2 separate regions of the Mus musculus genome follow, and region 1 is linked to region 2. The links are chromatin contacts, found by Hi-C or POLR2A ChIA-PET in ENCODE. All regions are on one chromosome and are shown on one strand. The core of a region is the stretch at or near the end of the contact, and the rest is flanking DNA. Distances in the headings are between cores, read along the strand shown.

Region 1 (4,995 bases), core at 871-3,370, 240 kb after region 2:
CAAAGCTATATATAAAGAAAAAGGAGTCCTGCCCAGCATCTTGAATGGTTTCTTTACCCCTCTCTGCTAAGTTGAACCTTAACAATCCTTCCATTTACGTATCTTAAAAGATGTGATGGAGAAGTTATCAGCTGGTGTTTTCAGGTATGCTAAAACAAAAAACTAAATCATCATTTTTCAATTCTCAAAGACATAAAGAGTTTGTATTCATTCCAATTTTATGGTATATCTAGTACTTGTATATATTTTTTTTAATTCACTGTAGACAAATAGCTGTTCTTTCATGTTTCTCAAAATGTGTCTGCTTGTGCACCTGTGAGGATTGCCACAGAGAGAGGATCTTGTGCTTTTTCTCCCCCACACCCCTACCCCCATTCTGTTGTGTGTCTCTCCTTTCTCCTTCCCCTCTAGCCAAAGAATTTGAAATAATTCAGAGCTTGACAAGGTTGTTTAAATTGGGATTTTATATCAATTATAAAGTAAGAATTAGATAAAGGGACTGAGTAGTATATTTTTTCTTTCAAAACCTAAACACTTTTAGCCCAGTGTTGTGGCACACAGCTGTATTCAAGGCACTTGGAAGGCTAAGAGTCATGAGTCTGAGGCCATACTGGGCTAGCTAACAAGACAAACCCAGTTTTAAAAAAGAAAGAAAAGGGGGGAAATTACTACTTCTTTAAGCCACAGAAATATTAATGAATGCATTTGTAATTTCTGTTTGGATTTTTCTTTTTAAGATAGCTATCTAGCTCAGGCTGGCTGACCAGCAACTTGCAGAGGTTCACCTGCCTCTGCCTCGCCAGTGCTGGGATTAAAGGCTCGAGCTGCTTGTGTTAGATAAAGGAAAATAAGCAAATGTGTGGTCTACTGCATCCTGCGTGCTGTGCTCCTCTGTGCCTGTGCCTGACATCTCGAATCATTTCCCTCCTCAGGCCTCTGCTCGATGAGCCCATCCCACTGTATGAGGCAAAGGTTTCCATGGAAGTTGTTCAGAAAAATCAAGAAAGAAAAAAGCAAGTCGTTCAATTTTAATTCTCTTCCCTGATCTCAGTCGGATGCACCCACACCAGTGGGGGAAGCCAGTTTTCTTTGGAAATTGTTGAGAAAAACCAAGGACGATAAAGCAAGATTTTATATTTTTAAGCCTGTTTTCCTGCCACAGTAAGATGTTTGGTTATTTGACATATTTGAAAAATACTTCCAAAATTAATGTGCAAACAATCCAGATAATTTTTTTACCATCTGAAGGGGACATTCCAAAAGCTTCTTTTAGTTATTGTATCTGTACACTTTGCCTCTGCTATAAAATTCTTTCCATTAAGAAAACTGCTTTCAGCAAAAGCTACACTATTCTAGCAAATACATCTGTCACATGCTTTTGCTATACCAAACGTCATTTGATTTTGTTATCAACTTCATTCTCAACACCTTCCTTAACAAACCGTTGATGCCATTATTTTAGCATTTGTACTTTCCGACTTCAAAGTATCTAATCCACTGGCATTTAAAATGTTTTTAAATATTCATTCACTCTGAATTTCTCCGAGATCATACGGAATCATAGTACCTGGTCCTGTAGTAGTGACGGCATTTGCATAGAGGGCTGCGGTGGTCGGGCACTGGGGACAAGGGTGGAAGAGTTGGCCTGCGGCTAGCCTGAAGCTGGCGGACATTTCCCCCTCGTGGGTACTGTGTTGAGCTCGGCCCATCACCGTCTCTCTCAGAATGATATTGCGGCTTCTCACGGAGAGAAGTAACTGCCCATCACCACCAATCAATGTGTTGTTTGCTGTGCATTCATGCTCCGTACCCGGGGCTGACACTACGCCCGCTGCCGAGTTGGTACTGTTAATCCCTTTTCCGAGCCCTACCGGGTGCCGCGCGCCGCCGTCGCGTTCTCAGCGACGCCGACCTCGCAGCAGGAGAGCCGCGAGCTGCGCGCGCCCGGCCGGAAGCGGCCACCGGGAAATCTGTTGGGCGGGGCGGCACGGCCTGGCACGCATGCTCCGTCGGGGCGGGCCCGTGGCGGGGCGGGGCCTCAGGAGCCTCCAGTCCGTGAGCAGCGCGGGGTCTGGGCGGGGCCGGGGCGCGCGGGAAGCCCCGGCAGGGCTGCGGAGCTGCCTCGGTGCTGCGCAATGGCTGTCTCGGTGCCCGGCTACTCGCCTAGCTTCAAGAGGCCGCCTGAGACCGTGCGGCTCCGCCGGAAAAGGTCTCGGGACCATGGTGCCGCCGTGCCCGCCTCACTGCCGGAGCCCGCGCCCCGCCGCGCCGCGCTGGCGGCTGGGCTGCCCTTGCGCCCCTTCCCGACCGCCGGCGGCAGAGGAGGCGCCGCCGCGACCATCGCCCGCAGGAACCCTTTCGCTCGCCTGGACAACCGGCCGCGAGTCTCGGACGAGGCCAGCGAAGAGCCGCTCCGCGGTCCTCAGGGGGCGTCGGGCCCGGTGAGTCTCCGCGTCCCGCAGCCGGGCGTCAGGGGTGGGAATGGGCGCGAACAGCCGCCGCAGGCTGATGTCCTGAGCTGGGGCGGGGGAGGGGGTGGCTGCCCTCTCCTGTAAGAAGGACTTAGGGATGGATACCCAGGAAGGTGGCTCGAATAGTCCTCCGAACTGTGATGGAAAGCCACAGAATCTGCCTTCTCACCATCCTTTCAAGACCTTTTTCTCAGGCACTTGAAATTACTGTGGACTGTTGAAGATAAATCGGGTCAGAATTTACAAATGTTGGTTTTACTCATAAAGCTTTTTTGGAACTTTTGGTCTAAGATTTTTGTATCAGTTATTAAATGCGTCAAAGTCTGGCCTTTCCTCCCGTTTAGATAAGTTCAGGCACAAATCTGCAATGAAACATGGTACTGTATGGATGTGAGCTCCCACTCACTCTCCTGAGAACCTGGTGTGCCAGGTGAGCCCTTACATAGTTCACATTCCCTCATCGCTTAGGTTTTAAAAGGACCACTCTTTTCTTAACCTCAGCTTCTAGATTCTAATGAAGAAAATAACTTGCTGTGGGAGGACACATCATCTCATGAAAGAACTGGCACGGAACTGTCCCAGGTACTTTTAAAAATTACATTTCTAGTTTGTGCCACAATTGTGTGTGTAGAGGCCAGTCCCTCCACTGTGTGAGTAGAAGGATTGGACTCAGGTTGTCAGGCAGGCCAGAAGCAAGTGCCTCTACCTTCTGAGCCATCTCAATGGCTCACTCTAGGAAATACTTTCAAAGGGCTGAATATAATGTATATTCTAATAAACATACTTCTCAAAAGCTTTTCTCTTGAAAAAATGAGTTCCAGGAATGAATTCAAAGTCTGGGACTGAACCTCAGTTTGTAAAATGCTTGCCTAATGTTCAAAGACCTCAGGGCTGGATCCCCAGGAATTCCATGAATTACATGGGACATGATGCTGTACACTTAGAGCTGTCTCACTGGAGTGAAGGAGGGATTGCCAGGCCTTTGATAGCATCCTCAGATGCAGAGACAGTTGAGGCCAGCCTGGGACACATGAGAACCTTCTCTGAGAAGAAAAGAGAAACTTGAGAGTGATTATTTCTATACAGGTGTTTTGATACTAGACATGGGCTCTGGTGGCCAAAGCCTGCTTTGTGCTGGGGATCAAGCTCAACACTTCCCACAAGTTGAGAAACAGTCTGCCCTCCCTTGCTCATAGTTACAGGTAGATGCATTTTTCCCCACTGGGAACAGGCTGAGAGTGCCCAAGATTCATGCTAGTGTTCACATAGTCAGCTTCTCTGACAGGATCTTTGTATGATGTTCCCTAAGGAAGTCCTTCTGGAGTGGACAATACGGACTTGTGCAGCTAGTTGACTATAATTGTTTTTTCTTTGTATTTTTTTTAAAACTGAAGGTAATGTTTTTAAAACCCTTTAAAAGTTCTACCAAGATGGCTAAGCCTAAAGAAAGAGCTGTTGTCTCTATACTATTGTCTCAGTAGTTCTGAGCCTTACAAGATACTTTTTAAATACTAAGAATGTAAGTGGGCTTAGAGGCAGAGGCAAGTGGATCTTTGCATTTGAGACCAGCCTGGTCTATAAGAGTGAGTTCCAGGAGAGCAAGCGCCATGCAGAGAAACTCTCTCTTGGGGGGTAGAGGATGGGTACTGGAAACATTTCTACTTTGCTGTCTGTAGTATAGAAATATGAAAACTCAGAAGTGAGCCAGGACCCTCCAGCCCCGCCCCACCTGGCTTTATTCACTTATGTCCTCTCGGGTCAGTTCTCTTCCTCCGACTCAAACTGTCAGGCTTAGTGGCACGTGCTATTACCCAGTGAGTCATCTCTGTGCTCTGAGACCTCTCAATAGCTTAGTTTTCCTCCCTCTCGACTTGTCAGGTATAATCCATTTTTAATATTAGACCATTCATAAATTTTGACATTTAGCAAACAGGAGTAGAACTGATAAGTCTTTATTAAAAGGTTTTCCTTGAAATAGTAATTTTTGTGTTCTTTGTTTTCCTAAGAGTCAACGTGTATCGTTGTCTGAATCGGACACTTGGTCGTCAGATGGTACTGAGTTACCTGTGGACTGGAGTATTAAAACCCGACTCCTTTTCACCTCTTCTCAACCCTTTTCCTGGGCAGATCATCTGAAAGCACAGGAAGAAGCCCAAGGACTTGTCCAGCATTGTAGGGCAACAGAAGTGACTTTACCCCAGAGTATACAGGTAAGTCTGAAATGAAGGAGCCTGAGAGGAAGGGGTGTGTGTGTGTGTGTGTGTGTGTGTGTGTGTGTGTGTGTGTGTCTGCGTGTCTGCACATTGCAGGTATCAGGACGACAGAGTCTAAGGATCTAGTTTTGTGTCCCAGTCTTTCCTTCTCTGCCTTGTTGCCTTGAAACAGGAATTGTATGAGCTTAGGGCTCATTTTCTTTAGCGAGTCTGGTGGCGTGGTCAGCCCAGCAACTCTCCTGGCTCCACTCTCCTCAGTCCTGAGGTGACAGTCAGGCACAGGATAATCTCAACTTGTTGCCTGGGTCCCG
Region 2 (4,870 bases), core at 2,092-4,591:
ATATAGCGTTCCAAATAAGCCATTCCCCTGTGTTGGATACGATTTGTTTGCTTCTCTGTTTTTCTATCTCTAAGTGAGGGCACTGTGAACTAGGGCATGAACCTTCCTCTGGGTCTCTGGTAATGAACAATGGGAATTGCTCCTGTAAGTCTAATCTTTTTATCTGGACTTTCTAAATACTGTAATTTCAAAATGGTTCTTTCTGAATTAAAGAGCGAGTCACTAAATTTTAAGACATATGGCAGGGGCTTGTGAAATGGCTCAGTGGTTAAGAGCACCAACTGCTCTTCCAGAGGTCCTGAGTTCAAATCCCAGCAACCACATGGTGGCTCACAACCATCTATAATGTGACCTGATGCCCTCCTCTGGTGTGTCTGAAGACAGCTACAGTGTACTCATATACATAAAATAACTTTTTTTTAAAAAGCCTGATCACATGAGTTTGATTCCCAGGACCCACAGAAAGGCATAGGGAGAGGACAGATGCACAAGCTGTCCTTTGACACTCACCGTGTGGCAAGTGCATCCCATGTACACACAATAATAATAAATAAGACTCATACGTGTACCACTGATGGTCTCATGATGTCATGCCACTGTTTTCTGTGACTGTCTCTGTGCAGAAGATAAAACAGCGATCGAATGGGAAGCATAAAACAAACAGGTGCCAGGCAGTGGTGGCGCACACCTTTAATCCCAGCACTTGGGAGGCAGAGGCAGGCCGATTTCTGAGTTCGAGGCCAGCCTGGTCTACAGAGTGAGTTCCAGGACAGCCAGGGCTACACAGAGAAATCCTGGGGGGGGTGGGGGGTAATGGGGGGGGCGGGATGGAAACAGGTACGGTCTTAAATATCTGGGTTTCTCTCCCAGGGTAGCCCTGCCCTTGTGCGAGTCTGACTCATTCTATTAGCCTTGACTGCAACAATGTAAAAAAAAAAAAAAAAATTTAAACAATCTAAATCTGTTTCACCTCCCAGAAAATACAGACACAGTTACACACTTACACCTGAGGGTTGTCTGAAACTCAAACCTTGAAATTCAAGCAACCATCAGCTGCCATTTTAGAGCTATGCATGGAGCTAGAGTGGAATGAAGATGCAGAATAAATAGAAGGCACCGCATTGCCACAGGGTAAACCTAGAGTCTATTATAAAAGACAGTGCAATAGTTGGTCTACAATTTCCCGAGTGTATTTGAGCCTGGGACTTTTAAATTTTCTATTACATTTATTGAAACCCAAATTGCTTGTAAACTTGCATGTAGCTATACTTCAGGAAAATGCAACCTTGCGGTTTGATTTTACATAGAGTACAAGGTTTCTATTCTACTTTGGCTTCTTTTGCTGTGACAAGACACAGAACAAGCTGGGCAGGGATGGTGCACGCCTTTAATCCGAGGCAGAGGCAGATCTCTGAGTTCAATGTCTACAGAGTTCCAGGACAGCCAGAGCTACACACGTGGCGGGGGGGGGGGGGGGGGGGGAAGGGCACGACGATTTGGGGGAAGGAAAGGGTTTGTTTCAACTTTCATTTCCAAGTAGCAGTTCATCCCAGAGAGGAATCAACAAAGAAGCAGAAGTGGGAACGTGAGGGTAGTAACTGAAGCAAAGATCCACTGAGAGCCCCTGCTTCCTCACCACTCTCTGACTTCCGCTCAGGGTTTGCTCAGCCTGCTTTATATACAACCCAAGGATCGCCTGCCCTTGCTACCTGCCATTGGGTACTGCCATCAGTGGGCTGGGCCCTCCCACATCAATCACTAATCAAGAAAATGGTCCCCAGACTTGCCTACAGGCCAACTGGGAGAGGCAGTTTCTCAGCTGAGGTTTCTGTCTAACTCTCAGAGGTATCTCTAGTATGTGTCAAGTTGAAAAACTAACCAGTACAGCCTGTGAAGGCAAACAGGTTGATTTTTTTTTTGATACCTTGTTGAGACTTGGGATATAAAACAGCTGTCTACACATGAGCAGTTCCATAAGATGTGATCAGTGCTGAATACGCTTTTCATTAGGCTTACGTAAAAGCATTTTGCAGCAGTGGAGTGAAGTATCCACACACAGCTAGTGAGAGTGTAAGCCGAAGAGAAGCAGCTCTGCCTCATGTGCCCATGTGCTCATGCTCACTTGTCAAGCTGCTCGATCAACTTTTAAATTCTACTTTTGAAATTATGAAAAAGTATATCTAAAGATACTCAGATGTGTATTAAAGTAATATATTAAAGTAATATAAACCACGTGAGTTATGTTGAAAAGTCATAGAATGGTTAAGTTATAGAATCAAAGTAGGTTATTCTGCAGCTATGGACATGTTTATTAAAGTGCCATAATTTAGAAATTTGCTTATACAAAATGTATTTCTGAGGTTGGAGAGACAGCTCAGCGGTTGGGCACTGGCTGCTCCTGCAGAGGACCTGTGCTCAGTTTCAGTACCCCCTGGCACCTCACAACTGCCTCTAACTCCAGCTCCAAGAGACTAGATGTCCTTTTCTGGACTCTAAGGCAACAGGCACACATGGTACACGTGAATATATGCAGGAAAACACTCAAACACATAAAACAATTTCTAAAAGAATGTATTTGCAACCCATATAATTCTGTATCCATCTTCCCTCATATTAAAAAGTAAATTATATATAGATAAATTATATATAGATTTTGAGTCTGTGGGTATAAAAAGCACAAACACGGGCTGGCAAGATGACTCAGCAGTTAAGAGCACTAACTGCTCTTCCGAAGGTCCTGAGTTCAAATCCCAGCAACCACATGGTGGCTCACAACCACCGATAATGAGATCTGACGCCCTCTTCTGGTGTATCTGAAGACAGCTACGGTGTACTTATGTATAATATAATAATAAATCTTTGGGCTGGAGCGAGCAGAGATCCAAAAACAAAAATTAAATCCCCAACAACCACATGAAGGCTCACAACCATCTGTACAGCTACAGTATACTCATATACATGAAGTAAATAAAGAAATCTAAAAAAAGAAAAAAAGAAAAAGCACAAACACACCTGTCAACTGTCCTATGTAATCAAAATATGGCCAGAAGAGCCAAGAAGTGCGCCCGGGTAGGTTCACTTTTGGTTTTTGTTTTAAGTAAAGCCTGAAGCATTGCCACAGAAGCACACTTGGCAGGTTCAAGACGAGTCAACGATGTTGACGATGCATGTGCAAAGAGTTTAAATCTAAACCTAATTTCAGACTTAATTTTCTGGTTCCGGTTCACGAGTCCAGCCGGACCGCGGCAGGTACGGACTACAACTCCCAGCATGCAAGAGGTTCTTACCCACACTCCCGGGCTCCTGACGCGTACATTTCCCAGAAAGCCGAGCGATCACGCTGGCGCGCGCGCGTGCGCTCTGGCGCCAGTAGTCTCTTTTCATTTGGGTTTGACCTACAGCCGCCCGGGAAAAGATGGCCGCGCCTGCAGCGTCCGGACTGTCTCGACAGGTAGAAGCTGGCGGGAGGCTCCCTCCCAGGGTTGCGGGTCCCCGGCTCCCATCGCCGCGTGTGAGGCCGTGGCTGAGGGGTCAGGCAGCCCGCCCAGGGTCGTGGGGCCCGGCGACTGCAGGCAGCGTGGGGCGGATCCGCGTTTCGTCCCCGTGGGGAGTGGGCACGGATTTCTCTGTCTTGACCTTGACATCCAGGACTCACTGCATAGCGGAGCAGCTGGCAAGGGCATGGGAGAGAGCACTGGGGAGAGTACATGCCTGTCCTTGCTGGTAAACCTAAGGGCTGCCTGCTGCTTAGGATTTTGAGTGTTGGAAAAGCGCATCCCCTGTGTTTATAAAGAAGGGGGGAAGGGCTAAACGTCTCCCCTTTGGCTGGCAGCTGGTGAGTGATGGCGAGCTTGCAACAGGCCAAGTCCAGCAGAACCTGGAATTGGGTGGAAAAAAATACGTGCCTGGGTCATCTGCCATGATAATTTTGTATCGACAGCCGTCATGGTTTTCATCTGCACCATACAGAATTATTACTAAGGCGTTAGAAAGTTTTTTAACCCTCATAGCCAGTTCCAATCGAGTACATTCTAGTCTAGAGAGAGTAGTATATGACTGTGACCTGTGCCCTCGCAAAACGCTTTTTAAACTGGATTCCAGGCTGCTCCAGTGACAGACACAGTGCCTGAAGCCTGGTGCTGTATCAAGAGATCTTTGGTCTTAGATAGCATTTCAGTTCCTAAGCAAGTAGGTTTCCTTGAATTAAGACTGGACTCATTTCATGTTCATTAAAGTTTTTCTCAAAGGTGATGTAATATAAATCCTCCGCTTTCATAAAGCATTCTTCCCAAATGTGATAAAGCTCTTAATTATTTTGAAAAATTCCACTTTGGGAAGTTAGCAGCTTTTCTCTCTCAGCTATCCAGGGAGGAAGGTGTTGGGAAGGCAGTTTCTGGAGGGATTTGGGGTGATTCTCAATAGGGAGTGTATAACAAAGAGCAGCTCCCACTCATATAACCTGTGTGATGATAGAAAGGAATTGCGCAAGTATTTGATTAGATTATTTTAACACATTGCTAAGCTAATGCAGAAACCCTGTCTGATCTGTTTTCTTTTGTTCTAAAGGTTCGGAGCTTCAGTACATCTGTGGTCAGGCCCTTTGCCAAGCTTGTAAGGGTATGTCAGCTTACTTATTTGTGTGTGTGTGTTTGGAAAACAATGAAAGAGTGAGTTGAACAGAAATACGTTGAAGTGTGTAATTAATAACCTTGGTCTGCAAGGGTGGCAGTTCCCAGATGAGTGCCTGGGTGCAGGGGATGCTGTTGGGCGCCTGTCACACAGGGTGGGCTCAACCCTAGACTTTAATGTTCTAAAAATAACTTGTTTGGGCCCAGCAAGAGCTCAGCAGGTAAGGGCTGGATGGCAGGCC

What was found. A loop is a pair of places that touch in the nucleus more often than their neighbours do. ChIA-PET counts read pairs that join two places held with the same protein, here RNA polymerase II (POLR2A).
Region 1: POLR2A ChIA-PET joins it to region 2 with 10 read pairs in embryonic stem cell. The contact joins the promoter of Donson here to the promoter of Atp5o in region 2. A Hi-C loop is called at or near these places in 1 of 37 maps with a recorded cell type or tissue (gastrocnemius). POLR2A ChIA-PET finds 5 or more read pairs at or near these places in 3 of 5 experiments (Patski and embryonic stem cell).

What each region holds. Positions count from the first base shown.
Region 1 is chr16:91,685,853-91,690,847 of GRCm38, reverse strand. It overlaps Donson (downstream neighbor of SON), which reads left to right and starts at 2,120. Exons shown (of 10, transcript NM_021720.1): 1 at 2,120-2,441; 2 at 2,973-3,053; 3 at 4,478-4,681. The coding sequence starts at 2,136. It overlaps Cryzl1 (crystallin, zeta (quinone reductase)-like 1), which reads left to right. Exons shown (of 13, transcript NM_133679.2): 12 at 99-144; 13 at 933-1,526. The coding sequence ends at 1,032. Gm10785 (predicted gene 10785) reads right to left here and starts at 1,950. Exons shown (of 6, transcript NR_040389.1): 1 at 1,568-1,950.
Region 2 is chr16:91,930,101-91,934,970 of GRCm38, reverse strand. Atp5o (ATP synthase, H+ transporting, mitochondrial F1 complex, O subunit) reads left to right here and starts at 3,341. Exons shown (of 7, transcript NM_138597.2): 1 at 3,341-3,451; 2 at 4,567-4,617. The coding sequence starts at 3,416.